Regions from separate parts of the Homo sapiens genome. Here region 1 is linked to region 2. A link is a loop called in an ENCODE intact Hi-C map of the cell type or tissue named here. Cell type or tissue: PC-9. All regions are shown on one strand. Links, peaks and the distances in the headings refer to the core of each region. The heading gives the core; the rest is flanking DNA. Region 1 overlaps PRKCA (protein kinase C alpha). Region 2 overlaps HELZ (helicase with zinc finger).

Region 1 (8,697 bases), core at 507-8,506, 430 kb after region 2:
ACACATCACTACAAATTCAGTCCCTCCAGCATTTGCAAAACTTCAATGCTGCCAAGATTTGTAAATGGTATAGGCCACTGCCACATAATGGCACTATTTTGGCTGCTAAAATGAATACTCAACATTCTCTATCAGGATTAGTCTGGAATAATGCACATTTTTCAGGAGTATCCTTAGAGTGAAAGCTGACTGACATTTATAATCTCTCAAGTCAAGAACCTAGACTTGAAATCAGTTCCTGCGTCTATGAAATGTGGGGCCACAGAAACCGAATGGAGATACAGGCAAATTGCTGAAGACCCCATGTCAGTATCTCTTAATGATTGTATTTGCTTACTACAAGTGAACATTTAATTTTTAGTTGTGAAAACTATTCATCAACCAGCATTTCTGAGCATCCCTTCTGTTCTGAACACTGAGAAATAGTAACAACACAGTGAACCCACTATAGCTTTTTGGATGCAGTTGCTTTTAAGGAAGTAGAAACCAGGTGAGGACTGTGCACTCTGATCTGAGAGACCAAATAAATGCCTCTTTAGCGACTAAGATGGACCCTAATGTCGCAGGCATTTGAACCAGAGTGACTCCATCTTGAATAAGGGATGGGAAAAATAAGGCTGAGATCTGCTGGGCCGCATTCCCAGGAGGTCAGGCATTCTTAGTCGCAGGATGAGATAGGAGGTCAGCAGGGCTAGTATCACAAGACACAGGTCAGAAAGACCCTGCTGATAAAACAGGATACAGTAAAGAAGCCAGCCAAAACGCACCAAATCCAAGATGGCGATGAGAATAACCTCTGGCTACCCTCATTGCTCATTATATGCATTATTAGCATGTGAAAAGACACTCCCACCAGCACCCCAACAGTTTACAAATGCCATGGCAATGCCCAGAAGTTACCTTATATAGTCTAAAAGATGGAGGAAGCCTCAGTTCTGGGAATTGCCCACCCCTTTCCCAGAAAACTCATGAATAATAAAACCCTTGTTTAGCATACGATCAAGAAATACCTCTAAGTATACTCAGTCAAGCAGCCCATGCTGCTGCTCTGCCTATGGAGTAGCTGTTCTTTCATTTCTTTACTTCTCTAACAAACTGACTTTCACTTTATTCTGTGGACTCGCTCTGAATTCTTTCTTGCTTGAGGTCCAAGAACCCTCCTCTTGGGGTCTGGATCAGGACCCCTTTCTGGTAACATTAAAGTTAAGGAAATAGTTATCTATGGGTTGAGGGTTCAGGGCCCAGCTGGCATGGCAAATTTCTAAATCCCTACAGCTACAAGATAAACCACTCTCGCTAAACTCCCTAGCAGTAGGAGCTATCAGGCCCCTCCTAACTTTGATTGACAACTCAGATCACTATGACTTGGACTGGACAGAGAACTGGCCTTACAAACATTCTTTTCTGTGATGCAACTGCAGACCTGAAGCCAGTTTCAGCAGCTTGCAGAGCCTGCACACAAACTGTTTTTGGGTCCTGTGGTTCACCTTTTGATCTAAAGAGCCAACTTCCACCTTTTTTTATTTATTTACTTTTTTTGAGACGGAGTCTCCCTCTGTTGCCCAGGCTGGAGTGCAGTGGCATGATCTTGGCTTACTGCAACCTCCACCTCCCAGGTTCCAGCGATTCTCCTGCCTCAGCTTCCCGAGTAGCTGGGATCACAGGTGCACACCACCACACCCAGCTAATTTTTGTATTTTTAGTAGAGATGGGGTTTCACCATTTTTGCCAGGCTGGTCTCAAACTCCTGACCTCAAGTGGTCCACCTGCCTTGGCCTCCCAAAGTACTGGGATTACAGGCATGAGCCACCATGCCTAGGCAAATTCCACCTCATTTTAATGCTAAGTCCCCACCCCAAAGTGAACATAAGATGCATGTTACATATATGTTCATCCATTGTGCCTGTGCTAGGCTTCCCTCACAGATAAGTCAAGCTTTCCCCCCAAACCTGTTGAATATGGATGACTCTACTGTGTAACATGGACCCTGTGAGGCATAAAACCCAACCTGCCCTTTCTCTCCTCAAAGAGAGGGCACCTTCATTTCACACCATAGACTTTCTTTTATGGGTTTGCAAACTGATACCACCAATAAACCTCTCCTTTCTACCATTTAGCCATCCTGGTGGTCTTCTGGATGACTGTACAAATCACAGGGAAATCTTTTTTTTTTTTTTTTTTTGAGACGGAGTCTCACTGTCTCCCAGGCTGGAGTGCAGTGGTGCGATCTCGGCTCACTGTAAGCTCCGCCTCCCAGGTTCACGCCATTCTCCTGCCTCAGCCTCCCAAGTAGCTGGGACTACAGGCGCCCACCACCATGCCCAGCTAATTTTTTGTATTTTTAGTAGAGATGGGGCTTCACCGTGTTAGCCAGGATGGTCTTGATCTCCTGACCTTGAATCACAGGGAAATCTAATGTGCTATTCTGCAAACTACGAGGAGAACAAAACTGATTCGACATTCTCTGCAGAAGCCCCTGCAATTTGCAGACGACTGTCCTCTTACCTTTCCAAAACTCCCCTTTCCCAACACCATGAGGAAATTGAAGTCCGTGAGTTTCACTCGGTCAAGGTTGTTGGAAGGTTGTTTCCTGTCTTCAGAGGGACTGATGACTTTGTTGCCAGCAGGGCCAAGTTTGGCTTTCTAAATAACAAGCACAAATGGGAAACACGTGGGTCATTTTTCTGGGGAAAGAGTGACAGAAACCACCGTGTTGTAACTGAGTTTAATGTTTGCTTGGAGGTGGGATGGGGTGAGAAAAGGAACAAAGGGTGAGAATTGAGTACCTGTTCAGATATCAGCAGCTACACTCACCCTACAGGGAAAGTCAGCAAGGTAGCAGAAAACTGCTCTCCCTATTAAGAGACAACTCTTTACACAGTCAACCTAGAATTGATGCGTGGGGATCCGTGAAGGGCTGGTTGGTTGTAATTCCAGTATGTCAAAGTCGACTTCTTGGGAAAAACAGTGCTTCGGGTCCATGAACATAATAAAGGAAATAAACTGTGTACTGATGCTTTTTGTATTTGTAGATTTTCCAATTTAAAATTAATCTGCATAAAGGAAAACTTGTACCCACACCAAAAGGGAGGAAAATGTTCTCTGGAGAGGAACTGCTTAAAATGGCAAAGCCATTGGGATGATTCATCGCTATTTTCAAATGCACAGTAAGAACAGGGGTTGGGTTGTTTTTTTTTTTTTGATTTTTTTTTTCTTTTAAATCAAGAGTTGAACTCACAAAAAGACATGGTGATGTGCATAAGAAGAGATCCCAGCACTCTGGGAGGCCGAGGCGGGTGGATCACCTGAGGTCTGGAGTTTGAGACCAGCCTGGCCAACATGGTGAAACCCCGTCTCTACCAAAAATACAAAAATCAGCTGGGCATGGTGGTGCGTGCCTGTAATCCCAGCTACGTGGGAGGCTGAGGCAGGAGAATCGCTTGAACCGGGGGGCGGGGGGCGGAGGTTGCAGTGAGCTGAGATCGCGCCATTGCACTCCAGCCTGGCGACAGAGCAAGACTCTGTCTCAAAAAAAAAAAAAAAAAAAAAAAAAAAGAAAGGGAGCACAAGGCGCCCTTTGCGCCTGAAGAATATCTGGTCACTGCCTGGTGGGCGAGCTACCAGAGGAGTTTTTAGAAGCTCTAGAGGGGGCCCTGCCCTCACGACTCTCACCAGGGCCTCAGAGTCCATGTCAAAGGCAAAAGGTAAAAGGGCTCAGCAGAAAAAGGAAGGTCAGTAAACCCACGGGAAGTCTCACTGTCACCGAAGGAGCCCTGGAGAAGCCTGGAGTGGGCTGAGTCTCCCAGCACAAGACTCCGAATTTTGAACATCTGCCTGACGGGAAGGAGCTAGTTGTAAGAAGCGTCAGCTGCTGACAGGTCCAGGACCCTGGTCCCTGGCTAGACCTCCACAGCCACATCCCTGAGCCCTAGGGCAATGATTCTTGCCTTGGATACATTCTTTTTTTTTTTTTTTTTTTCTGAGACGGAGTTTTGCTCTTGTTGCCCAGGCTGAAGCGCAGTGCAGTGGCGCGATCTCAGCTCACTGCAACCTCCGCCTCCCAGGTTCAAGCGATTCTCCTGCCTCAGCCTCTTGAGTAGCTGGGATTCGCCACCATGCATGGCTAATTTTTTTGTATGTTTAGTAGAGATGGGGTTTCGCCATGTTGGGCAGCCTGGTCTCGAACTCCTGACCTCAGGTGATCCGCCCACCTCGGCCTCCCAAAGTGCTGGGATTACAGGCATGAGCCACCACGCCTGCCCATTCTTAATGAGAGGGTGCACCTCCCTCCCTAGTGCAGCAGACCTTAGCTCTGGAGCTCTTTCCAGGAACTCACTCCAGTCAACACCTTGGTGGTTACCAAGATGATGGTGAAGGAGATAAGGAAGGCACTCAAGGGGCTTTACTATGGATCAGCAGCAGAGAAGGCTTCCGAGGAATCATCCGTCGTCCCTCTTGGAGCACCACCATGCCTTCATCCCACAAGTACTGATTGAGCCCCCTTGTGCTCTCTTGGGGAGCCTCTGCATTTGCAGGAGGAGCCCCTGCTGATACAGGAATTCAGCAGGACTGGTTTCACAAGATACAGGTCACAAAGAACCCCTAATACAACAGTCTGTGGCAAAGCCAGCCAAAACCCGCCAAAATCAACAAGGCAATGAAAGCAGTCTCAGGTCTCCTGGCTGCTCATCGTATGCTAATTATAATACATTGGCATGCTATAGGAAACTCCCGCCAGCACCAAGACAGTTTACAAATGTCATGGCAATATGTGGAAGTTACCCTACATGGTGTGAAAGGGGAATCCTCAGTTCCAGGAATTCCCTGCCCCTTTCCCAGAAAACTCATGAATAATCCACCCCTCGTTTAGCATTTGATCAAGAAATAACCACCAAAATAGCCAATCAGCAGCCTGCAGGGCTGCTCTGCCTATGGAGTAGCCACCCTCTTATTCCTTTACTTTCTTAATAAACTTGCTTTCACTTTACTCTGTAGGTTTGCTCTTGAATTCCCTCCCGCCCAAAGCCAAGAACCCATGTGGCCTCTTAGGCTGAACCCCAATTTTGGGGTTCACCCTGTGACACTGCCAGCTGTGTCTAGATTCCCAACTCTAACAGTGCTTGGCACAGGACATGCACTCAGCTCTCTGGCTGAACAAATACAGAACTGAAGCCCAAATGTGCTTATCAGATGCTGTGCTGTTGGGTGATGCTTTTCTCCGATAACAATAACTTGCTTGTGGCCAGACATGGTGGTTCACACCTGTAATCCCAGCACTTTGGGAGGGTGAGGTGGGTGGATCACCAGGTCAGGAATTCAAGACGAGCCTGGCCAACATGGTGAAACCCTGTTTCTACTAAAAAAATACAAAAATTAGCTGGGCATGGTGGCACATGCCTATAATCCCAGCTACTCAGGAGGCTGAAGCAGGAGAATTGCTTGAACTGGGACTGGGGAGGCGGAGGCAGCAGTGGGTGAGATTGTGCCACTGCACTCCAGCCTGGGCTATAGAGTGAGACTCTGTCTCAGAAAAAAAAAAAAAAAAAAAAAGAATAACTCGCTCATACAGGGATCAAGTCTCAGGGCTTGTGAACATGCTCTGATGAGTTGAGTGCCCCCATTTGACCAGAGACATTAAAACATGAGGGAGAGATGGCCCTGATATTTTTGCTTCCAGACTGAAAGTGTGAAACACGGCTGAGCTCTGCCTTTGTTGGCAGCATGTAGTGGAAACACCTGTGAATTTGGGGCCACTGGAAACGTAGAAGGCCCATAAAGATAAAACATGAACTGTGATGCTACACATACTGGCCTGCCCACTTCGGCAGGGCCAGCCCAGTCCTCTAAAAACTGGCCCCGGCAATGATTCTAAGTTGAGAAACTTCCTAGGCTGTGTCTACATTTAATTTTTAATTTTTATTTTTTTGAGACAGAGTTTCACTCTTGTCACCCAGGCTGGAGTGCAGTGGTGCGATCCCAGCTCACTGCAACCTCTGCCTCCTGGGTTCAAGCGATTCTCCTGCCTCAGCCTCCTGAGTAGCTGGGATTACACGTGCACACCACCAAACCAAGCTAATTTTTTTTTATTTTTAGTAGATATGGGGTTTCGCTGTGTTGGCCAGGTTGGTCTCGAACTCCTGATCCATCTGCCTCGGCCTCCCAAAGTGCTGGTATTACAGGTGTGAGCCACCGCACCCAATTGGTTGTGTCTAAATTTAAAAGAATACATAGGAAGTGCAAATTTGAGATGAGAATACCGACTATGCCACCCTGCTCTGCACTTCTGACTTAGAATAAGAAAAAAGTTACCAGAAAGAGGCACAGATTAATCGTATTTTCTCAGGATTCACAATAACATCTGAAAACACCCAAACACAACTGACTTGCTGATCTGAGATGCTTGAAACAGTTAAAAACTACTTTCACCTGGGTGAAGTTGCGGTTCATACTACCAACGAATGCCCAGTTTCCAACTGTAGCACGCAGTTCTACCCAGCTATGCTGGACTCCTCTGACATTCCCAGACAGTCATTCCGCCTTCCTCCTTTGACAAGTCACCACCACAGTCAGGGGATGTGGGCTGATGCAGTGATGAGCCTCCAGATAGGCAGGGGGCCTTTTTACACACTTTGCCATCTACCGCCTCAACTGCAGACATAACCTAACGACGGCCTTGTGAGTTTCATGTTATCATATTAGTCTGGTTATAAGCATGAGACACTGCTCACAGTCAGGCTAAAGGCTGACAGAAGCATTTTTACATTCAAGTACTTCTGAACTTATTTGCAATATGACCTTGGCCTCAGGTCTCAAATCAATCACCAGGTTTGAGAGCAATATCCACAAAGGAGACACCTGCTCGCACAAGGTGGAGCTGGGCAGAGGACGCCACACGCTTCCTGCTCTGCCTGGGCAGATTCTTTTCAGCCGGAAGCAGAGCTGAGTTTCTGGAGGCTGGTAGAACAGGCAGCTGTTTGGGAAGGAGACAGACCGGTGTGTGGGGTCCAGGGCAGGCTGACCACGTCCATATCAGAGAGGTAGCTTCTCAGTGGCCTGGCCCAGAGGGTCAGAATAGATTTCTCCCCAGCCCAAGCCAGCCCTGAGATCAGAGCAGACCCAGCATCTTCACGCCCTTGCTCCCCCAATCAAGAGCAGCACTTCTGTTTCCACTACAGAACACACTCCCTGAGCCATCTCCACGCTGCCACCTGCAGGCCTTGCTGCCAAAGGACACAGAGCCATCCAATGCTGAGTTTTTGAAAGCAGCTCTGTTATGGTAGGAAACTCCACGGTACGGCAACCTCAGGGGTCTGGGCCGGCTTTGAGCAAGTCCCACTTTCAGTCTGGGTCTAATCAATGCTGGGGTTGAGGGAGACAGCCAGTGGATATCCGAGCAGCTACATCACTGGGGGTGGGGGATGCCTGAGGGCAGGGGGACGAGGAACCATATAGGACTTCCAGGTGGGCAGGGCGCCAGGGCAAGATCAGATGCAGCGCGAGGCTTGACCTCCAGACCTTTGGCCAGCACCTCCTCTGTCTTCCTGAAGACCCAGCCTTCCCTGGCCTGCCGTTTCTCCCCCATCCCTAGCCTGGCTGACCTCTCCCACTTCTTCAGGTCCCAGCTCAACTGCTATTTCTTCAAGAAAACTCAAACAGGAATAATACAAGGTGGTAGCAGGAGAACAGAAAATTCCAGGCAGCAGTTTCACGGGACTAGCAAAAAAGAAAAAAAAATGTTGAAATAACTGCATAAGCTAGGGGCCCACAAGACCCTAAACATCAGGATGTGGGCCAAGCTGGCTAAGACCAACTGGACCCAACATGGTGCTGGATTTGACCCAGTTTCACCTGGGACCTCACTGTCCACTCATTAACATCCTCAATCCTCTACCCACCAGTGCCACGGCCGTTCCAGGAACACCAATATTTAGTGTAAAAACAGGTGGCACCACATTTCTGAGAAATCTCCACCTTTTTCTGGGAATCTTCAGGAATATCCCACCCCTTAAAGAAGCCCATAAAGGTAGCAGGCCCCAAACCCCCTTGCACGCCACTCTCTCTGGAGTATGCCTGCCTTTCCCTTTCTCAAGTGTGTACTGGTCACTTTGCAATAAATCTCCATATTTTTCACTATTTTCTGACTCATCCTTGAATTCCTTCCCGTGGCAGTATCAAGAGCCTGGACACCAGCTGAGGTCGAGGTCCCACCAGCGTTTGGGGACCTCCCCTAGCCCACGGGCAGCAAAACCCCTCCCCAAAGATGTCCCGTTGCTCTCGCTGGCGGGCTACTGCTAAAATGACAGCAGAAGCCAGGCACGGTGGCTCAAGCCTGTAATCCCAGCACTTTGGGACACCAAGGCAGGAGGATCACCTGAGGTCAGCAGTTCAAGACCAGCCTGCCAACATGGTGAAACCCCGTCTCTACCAAAAAATACAAAAATTAGCCAACGTGGTGGTGGGCGCCTGTAGTCCCAGCTACTTGGGAGGCTGAGGTGGGAGAATCGCTTAAACCCAGGAGGCGAAGGTTGCAGTGAGCCAAGATCGTGCCACTGCCCTCTGGCCTGGGTGATAGAGTGAGACCCTGTCTCGAAAAAAAAAAAAAAGACAGTGGTCCTGTCCTGGATTCACCGGCTTCCCACACGACAGAGAGAAGGCTGAGTGCTTTGATGGCTGAGGAGGACACTCGCTCTGCTCTGT
Region 2 (8,697 bases), core at 241-8,240:
CTGAAGCAGTTTTTTCATTTATAGAAGATGGAAAATTGCTGGATACTGGCAGAATTATGAATAAATAAGCCGGTTAATGCTGAGGGACTCTGAAATAAAATGTTTGAGATTTAGCAAATGGCAAATTTCAGAAAAAATATTGGCATGATTACATGGTCAAAGTTTGTTTTCTAAGGTTTTACATTTTTTAAGGAGAATTTTGTTGGTTTGAGATTATATGTCATAATATAACAGTTATATATATATTGTAGAGATAGGGTCTTGCTGTGTTGCTCAGGGTGGTCTTGAACTGCTGGTCTCAGATGACGCTCCTACCTTGGCCTCCCAAAATGCTGGGATTATAGGCATGAGCCACCATGCCTGGCCAGGTTATAATTTCTTGAAAACTGAAAGCGTTAAGATTTTTCAAAAATAACCACCTTCTGATTTAAGTACAATATAGCCTCACAGAGAGAATTTTCCTGTCTAAACTCTGTCCTCTATTTGAGGGTTATTTTGCAGGCACTTTTATTTTAAATTTTCTAAGAGTTTCTTTACACACCCTTACTATTTTGATTCACATCCCTCTCATTTTTACCATAGTTGTTGTGACGTATAGTATTTTAACGGTAGTTGTGAGAAAGAATGCTGTTGATTCTCCACTCAGTTTGATGTGTTTCAGTATCTGCTGTCCATTTAAATCTTCAAAACTTAGCCAAGTCATAGAAGGGACACTAGTAAGATAGATCTCATTACAGTAGCCATCTGTGCGACTGTGACAGGTGTTCTCTACTTTGACCAATATAATATGTGTATTATTTGTGTGTGTGTGCAAAAATATTAAAAAACATTTTATTTTGTTTGGCTTTTTATGCCTTTTTAAAAAACTTAATATTTTCTACATTAAGATCTTTGTAAAAATTAGGATCTCTTAACCAGGGACATACAGATTTGTTCTTTTCCTCTTGTTTTAAACCTTACCAACAGATCTTTTAAATAATTAGAATTTGAAATTCAGATAGTTTCCCTATTGCATTTCATTTGTTATGCAAAAAAACCTACTACTTAATTAATATCAGTAAAAAGTTTTCTGATGCTTTTTTGTAACAGAGGGAAATTACATTTTTGAAACATTGCCATTTCTACTTAAAGACCTGGCAGCAGCTAGATTCGAAGTATGTGATTTCCTTAGATTAGTTACCAAAATCTTTTTGTACGTAGTGTAGGACAAGATAAAATTAATTTTGATTTACACGTTAAAACACTCTACACTGACTCTGTTGGGTAACTTTATAAAAAGTAGCTTTAGAATAAGCATTTGTTTTTATAGATGCTATGCTATTTCAGTGGTTTTAATGGTTCACTGAAATTCACGATACTCGTGTGTTATGTTCTATTTATTAACGAGATGCATGTGTTTAACATAAATTTTTATTTTCCATAGACAATGGGATGAACAGTTGGATCCTCGACTAAATGCAAAACAGAAAGAGGCTGTTCTGGCCATTACCACTCCACTTGCAATCCAGCTGCCGCCTGTGCTTATCATCGGACCCTATGGGACAGGCAAAACGTTCACTCTAGCTCAGGCTGTCAAACATATTCTGCAGCAACAGGAGACTAGGTGAGAGGGTGGGAAGCGTGCTCATATTTCCCTGGTAGGATACTACCTCTGTTCTTGTTTTAAATACACAATGAGGGCTAGCAAGACAGTTTTCATGCAGCTCTTAAACATGAAAAAAAGAGAAAAGGAAAAGCCGTAAATCCAAACCCCAGAGCACTAAAAATTTGAATTCTCTTAAAACATACTGTTTTTAGAATTGGTAGTATAGACAGTAAGTTTTAAAATAGTTTTTAAATAGCCATCAGAACAAGTTTGCTATGGAATTGTGGTATCTATTAGAGCCAGAAGACTTGGGTTTAAATATATGTGTATATTTTATATGATAGACTTAAAAATAATTTTGGGGTACTTCCTTTTTAACTTAAAGAGTAGTGTAATTTCCTAAAGGTATCACTGAATAATGCTAGGGATTACTGAGTAGGGTAAGGGAATTGTATAATATTAGGATGGCCACTGCTTTTTTTTTTGGTATTATACTGCTTGAATAGTTTTGTGTTTTATCATTCTTTTTATTTGCACCATTTATTTCAGCAGGATTCTCATTTGCACCCATTCTAATAGTGCTGCTGATCTCTACATAAAGGATTATTTACATCCATATGTAGAAGCAGGCAATCCCCAGGCAAGACCTCTCAGGTATTTTTTTTAAGGCTTATTATGTATCTGTATCATACTTTATTATTCTTAAGAAAAGGTGTCTGTAAAGATTTTAGTAACTTTGGAAATACCAAAGTCTTTATGCATTGACATTTAGAGGTTATGTCTTTTGAAGAAACTGTTTAAATTAAGGAAAAATGTAAAAATCTTTGACTATTCATTTCTTAAACATTAAGTAAGAGAAAGACATCCTTTTTTAAGTTTTGTGTGTATTGTTTCAACCTGAGTAGATTTTGATATGTACCTCTAAAAGCTAGTATGATGAAATAATATAAATATGATAACTTAAATTAAATCTAGTTCAGTAAAAATTCTAACATATTTTGCATGGCAGATTAGTCATGCAGTGGACAGTTCTTTATGAAAATAAAATTTTGGCTGTGATCATGCAGGTAATTTCATAGAAGCTACACATTAGATAAACATGAAATACTGAAATGATTTCTGCAACAAAATGTACTTGACTGGTATTTAACAACTTTTGCTACCATTTAAGAGACAAAGTGTCAAAGAAAATTTAAGGTTGATATAGAAAGGTCCTCTGAGTATATATGGACATGAAATGTACTTAAATATAGGATATGGGGGAATAAAAATCCTTTTCTTCAGAAAACAATAAAGAATCATCAAATTGTTATTTATTATACCATTTGCTTTCATTGTTATATGAATTAATGTTTAGTTTTGCCATTTTACAAACTAATATGTCATGCCCTAGGTTGTTTGAATACAATTGTTTATAAATTAATTTCTAACTGCACTTTTGAATCATAAGTCACTAACGTTTTATTTCTACTTGAGCTCAAGCATGGAAAAATGAAATTATGTTATTTAATTCTTCAGTAATCATAACCAAAGCTGTTTGAATGATCTTAGAGTTCCATTAAAAAAACAAAAGAGGAAAAAAGTGGTGTGACCCATTAACACGGGTTTTTATGCCATATTTTATTTTTACTTTGGAAGATTAAGAAGCAGTAATTATTTTAAATAGAATCTGGTTGTATTTAATGAGAAAATATTACATATATACAATCACTATCACTGTAAATGAAAACATGGTATTTATTGAAGGATGCATTCATCAATAAATAGTTTGCTTCAGAATCTAATCTCTGAGCTTGTAAGTGAAAGTTGAGTAGTTAGCATTTTTGCTATAGGTGTTCTTACTTTAATGATATAAGTTGTTTTGTTCACTTATATTGTTGGTAGAGTGAGCATGTGTGTGTTACATAGGAAGTGTGACCTTCTCAGTTATCGTGGTGTACTTGGTGTGAAAACAGTGGAGTAAAGCCCCCTCAAATCTCGGTCGACTTAGCATAGGTCATTTGACACTTGGGGCTGTAGAGCTGTTGCTGATGAACACTAAATCCGTCACTCGACTAGCTTATATTTAGCTTTTTCCATGTAAAATTATTTTTTGGAGGTTATAATCAAACATGTGGTGCATCTAGATATGCAGAATAAGAAGTTATGTTCAGTAGGGTACATGTATAGTTGTTGTGGCCCAAGTATCGAGACTCGCCCTTTAACTTACAGAGAGACTTACACCTGTCTGTAAGTCTCGAAAGTGGTTCAGCCCAAGATGGAAAAACATTTATAAATATATTCAAATGCAAATTTCATGTGATTTCATTTAGTAAATGGAATAAAGTAAGAAAAAGCCTGACTTCCCAAATATTTTCTTTATGTAGTCCTGCATTTTTGCCATAGTTTTTCTCTTTGGGAAAGGTGTTAACTTGCAAATGTATTTCTTAAGAATATTCATGCATTGAGTTCAGATTTATTAGCACTATTATTACATTAACTCATTAATTTATAATTTTTCTAATAGACAACAAACATGGGAGGCATGTGAAATGGAATAGAGAAGATTAGAATGACTGAGTGCTCTGGGAAGATTAGCTTTATCTGAATTGTCCCAGGATGCAGAGGAAAGAACACAAGAGGGCACTAAGTGTCTGCTCATGACCATGAAGATGGGTGTCTCTAGGGAGCAAGGCTCATGAAGAGTTTGCTCTCTTCATGATATAGGCTGGAACAGGCCCTGGAAAGTGCTATAGTGTGAAAATAGTCAAAACATTACATAGTGAATACAGTTGTAAATGTGCTTAAATATACATACTTCATGGTTAAAATTTGTAAAATTCTTTTAGTTGCCAGGAGTTGAGCTGAACTTAAAATATTTGGAGATGGAGATTTTAGAAACCATTTTAGATCATGTTTAGTTTCAGTTTTTACTTCTTCACTAGAACTAGAAGATTTTAAAATGGAATAGAGGGGAAAATATTTTTGTGTGTGGTTCTCAAGATCAGTATCTGGTTCTGGCAGATTTATGGCTTTGCAGATAGAGGTCATCTATGGAGGGGTGTATTTCCTGCTTTCTGGGAAAATGGAAGGTAATTGTTGTTTTATATTGATCTTCAAAGAAGCATATTCTTCTGTGATCAGGTCATTCTTATTCATAGTCTTTTAAGTAATAACATTTTGGGGGTTATTTGTTGCATATAAATTTACTACAGGAATAAAATTTCAGTGAATTAAAATTATATATTACCAGACTCTCTCTTATAATTCGTGTGGGATATGTGGATTGGTTTCTTTCTGGAAAATATGTAAATTCCTTAATTGGTATTACTTATATTTTATACTGTGAACTTGAAACTGTCTTGTTACCGTCAATTCTCCAATTTTAAAAAAATGTTGGCTGTGTTTTAAATAATCTTTTAGACAGTGTCTAACTTAAATGTTGCACAAAATGAAAGTACAGAGAATATTTTAAAATCTTTTAAAAGTTGGGACTAGAATATTATGCTTTCAAGAAAATTGGCTCAGCGATCAAGCTTTGTATTCTTACTAGCTTCAACTTGAGGTAGCTTTCCAAGGTAATTGTGAAAACGTCAGCAGTGAGACTTAGAACTTCAGTTTCTTTCTTTTTTTCCCCCCTCTTTGAGGAAGAAGCAGGTGCTTGGAGTTAGTTGATGAGTGTATTAGGCCGTTCTTGCATTGCTATAAAGAAATACCTGAGACTGGATAATTTATAAAGAAAAGAGGTTTAATTGGCTCATGGTTCTGCAGGCTTTATAGAAAGCATGGTGCTGGCATCTGCTCAGCTTCTAGGGAGGCCTCAGGAAGCTACAATCGTGGTGGAAGGCGAAGGGGGAGCAGGATGTCACATGGTGAAATCAGGAGCAAGTGAGAGTGAGTGTACGTGTGGGAGGTGCCACACACTTTTAAGACCAGATTTCAGAGCAAAAGCTTACTTATCATCAAGGGGATGGCCCAAGCCCTTCATGAGGGATCTGCCGCCATGATTCAGACACCTCCCACTGGGCCCTACCTCCAACACTGGGGATTACATTTCAACGTGAGATTTTGATGGGAACAAATATCCATACTATATAAATGAGTAATTTGAAAAACCACTTTTTTTTTTTCAATTTTACAATGAAATATTAATTGGAGCTCAGAGGTGAGGTCTTGGCTGGAGAGAGAAAATGTGTGAGTCACTAGGGTATTGGTGGTGATTGAAGCGTGAGCATAGATGAGATTGTTAGGGGAGAGGAGGGCTGGAGAGTTAGAAGGGAAGCAGAGAAAGCTTGAGTCATGGAAGCTGAGGGGAGAGTTCCTGGGAGGGAGCAACAGCGGAACTTTGCATGCTGCCAAGTCAGGTAACTCGCTGGGCCTGGAAACATCGATGTGATTTAGTGATGTAGAAGTTGTTTATGTCCCTTGATTAGATGGAGGGTAAGCCATGTTGAATGTTTAGAGGAGTGAATAGGAGGTTGGTAACTGGAGAGAACAATCTGGATAATACTTCTAAGAAGCCTGGCTGTGAAAGGAGGGGAGAGGTTGGGCAGTGGCTGGGAGAATATGAGGATTTAAGTAAATATTCTTTTTATATGGGAGAAACTAGATAATTTTAATTTTAAAAAGCCACCTGTAAGTGACAGGTTAAATTCAAATATTGGTAATTTTTTTTCTCATAATGACTCAAATAATTAGCTTTTGTTTTAGATTAGTATTTATATTTATTAAAAAATCACATGCATACACTATTACAAAAGGTCATGTTGTATTTTAAAGTTGGTAGCAAAAAATGTTTTGTTTTTTTTAATTAACCTAGCCATTGTTCACCAAATATCATTCCCAAGGGAATTTTTTACTTTTTTAGCAGTTTCTTTTGATACTTCCATTTTTCTAAATTATAAATATAATATATAAAAATTATGTGTGTATATATTATATAACAAATTATGAATATATAATACATAAAAATAAAAATTATATGTGTATATATGTATAATATATACACACACACATACATATATCAACTGTTATGTCTTAATTTGGTTTTGGATATTTGTTGACTTTCTATTGTAGCTTCTTTTTTTTTTTTCTTTTTTAAGACAGAGTCTTGCTTTGTTGCCCAAAATAGAGTGCAGTGGGGCTATCTGGGCTCACTGCAACCTCTGCCTCCCAGGTTCAAGCGATTCTCCTGCCTCAGCCTCCCAAGTAGCTGGAATTACAGGCACACGCCACCACGCCCAGTTAACTTTTGTGTTTTTAGTAGAGACAGGGTTTTGCCATGTTGGCCAGGCTGGCCTCGAACTCCTGGCCTCAGGTGATCTGCCCGCCTCGGCCTCCCAAAGTGTATGGTAGCTTCATTTTTAGTGTTTATTATTATGATCCTGTAAGTTATTTGCTCCTAACAAATAATATGCATATTTCCTTTCATATACATTTTTGGATTTGTTCTAGCATTAATAATACTTACTGTTTTTCATTTGCTTTATTTTCTTTGAACATCTAATCAGGTCTTTACACCCTAAGTAACCCTGTAAATACCTGCCACAACAAGTCTTCATTGTTACAGCTCTTAGATAATTTGTCAGTGCTGTTTTTTTCTCCTGGAAACTCCCCTTCTGGATTTCACTTGCTCCTCCTTTCTGAACTGGTTGTTCTTTGTTATGCTGATACTTCTCTTTGCCATTATTTTGGAATTTCTTTTTCTTCTCTCCTATATTAGATCCCATTTCCTGGATCTTAGGTCTTCCTCTTTCTTGATTTTCTACCTTGTTTTGATGGTGCACATCCTTTTGTACACACACTTAACTAGTGCTTTCAACCCTTCTGACAAAGTTCGTAAGAGGTAATGTTTTTTAGCTCTTGCATATCTGAAAATGCCTTTATTCTACTATCAGATTTAATAGCTCATCTGGGGGATGGGTGGAATTTTAGTTTTAAAATGTGGCTCATAACTGCATAGTTTTTCTTTAGTATTTGCTTACCAGTAAGTTGATATTTAGACAGGTAGGCCAGGATCAGAAATCATTAGGATTTTTTTCATGATTAACTTTGATGCATCCAGAGATGTTTTTATGTGAGCCAGTGCTTGCCTTTTAAGAAAATGATTATACATAGCTTATGATATAGAGGTTATAATTCTTCTGCCAAGTCTAGATTATCTACATTGTGTAAAATTTCCCCCTCACCAAATACCACTTACAAGCATGGTCTTGAATTGAATGAAAAATGGAAAAATGAACTCAATTTTGGTTCGAAGAATTTAAAAACATGTTTTGATATGATTTTTAATAAAAAATGATTATCAACTTCAGGCTTGTATTTTTCTTATTTAAGAAATCAATATTTAAAGCTGACTTTTAATAGCAATTTTCAAGATTTATTACTATAATAGAATTCCAATGTCTAAGAAAAACAAAGAAACAAAAAATTACTTAGTAATTAGTATCAGACAATAAAAAGAATTACTCTTTTATTTTACTTTTTAAATTATTATTATTTTTTTTTAAGACAGAGTCTCACTCTGTAACCCAGGCTGGAGTGCAGTGGTGTGATTTCAGCTCACTGCAGACTCCATCTCCTGGGTTCAAGTGATTCTTGTGCCTCAGCCTCCCAAGTAGCTGGGACTACAGGTGCATTGCCACCATGCCAGGCTAATTTTTGTATTTTTAGTAGATACGGGGTTTTGCCATGTTGGCCAGGCTGGTCTTGAACTCCTGGCCTCAAGTGTTCCACCCACTTCAGGCTTCCAAAGTGCTTGGATTATAGGCGTGAGCCATCACGCCTGGCCAAAATATTAATAATTACTCTTTTTAAAAACCTTTTTGGTTTGCTTCCAAAAATAATTTAAGTTTGCTCTAGTAAAATGTGCAGAGGCCATAAAATTGAGAAACATTAATACAAAGTAAGAGACAAGAGCCTAGTAACAAATGGTGGCTCTTTGAGAAAAGGAAATTATTACCAAAATTTTAGACTAACTGAAGGCATGCCAATTAAGCACCAGATTTTGCTCTTAAACTTTTTTGGAAGCTGAGTAGAAATTATCCTTTTGTTCCATATGATGACTTATTAAATAAAATACTTTGCACAATATGTGCTTTTAGATGGAGTAAACAACATACCTTTTAAATAAT

What was found. A loop is a pair of places that touch in the nucleus more often than their neighbours do. Peaks named below come from ENCODE experiments on the same cell type or tissue, not always from the same donor. Only the 100,000 strongest peaks of a DNase experiment are listed, where the experiment ranks them.
Region 1: a loop joins it to region 2, with 11 times the contacts of the local background. A loop is called at or near these places in 15 of 110 quality-filtered maps.

Annotation. Positions count from the first base shown.
Region 1 is chr17:66,726,634-66,735,330 of GRCh38, reverse strand. It overlaps PRKCA (protein kinase C alpha), which reads right to left. Exons shown (of 17, transcript NM_002737.3): 9 at 2,506-2,643. Among named protein-coding and RNA genes, the nearest start is that of MIR634, 56 kb to the left of the region's middle. RefSeq lists an enhancer at 4,305-4,990. In PC-9, for the core only: CTCF peaks have their summits at 7,010 and 7,210 (motif pointing left); a DNase peak (open chromatin) is centred at 4,580.
Region 2 is chr17:67,153,803-67,162,499 of GRCh38, reverse strand. It overlaps HELZ (helicase with zinc finger), which reads left to right. Exons shown (of 33, transcript NM_014877.4): 16 at 1,424-1,603; 17 at 2,138-2,239. Among named protein-coding and RNA genes, the nearest start is that of HELZ-AS1, 87 kb to the left of the region's middle. In PC-9, for the core only: a CTCF peak has its summit at 4,185 (motif pointing right); no DNase peak of the experiment used is centred there.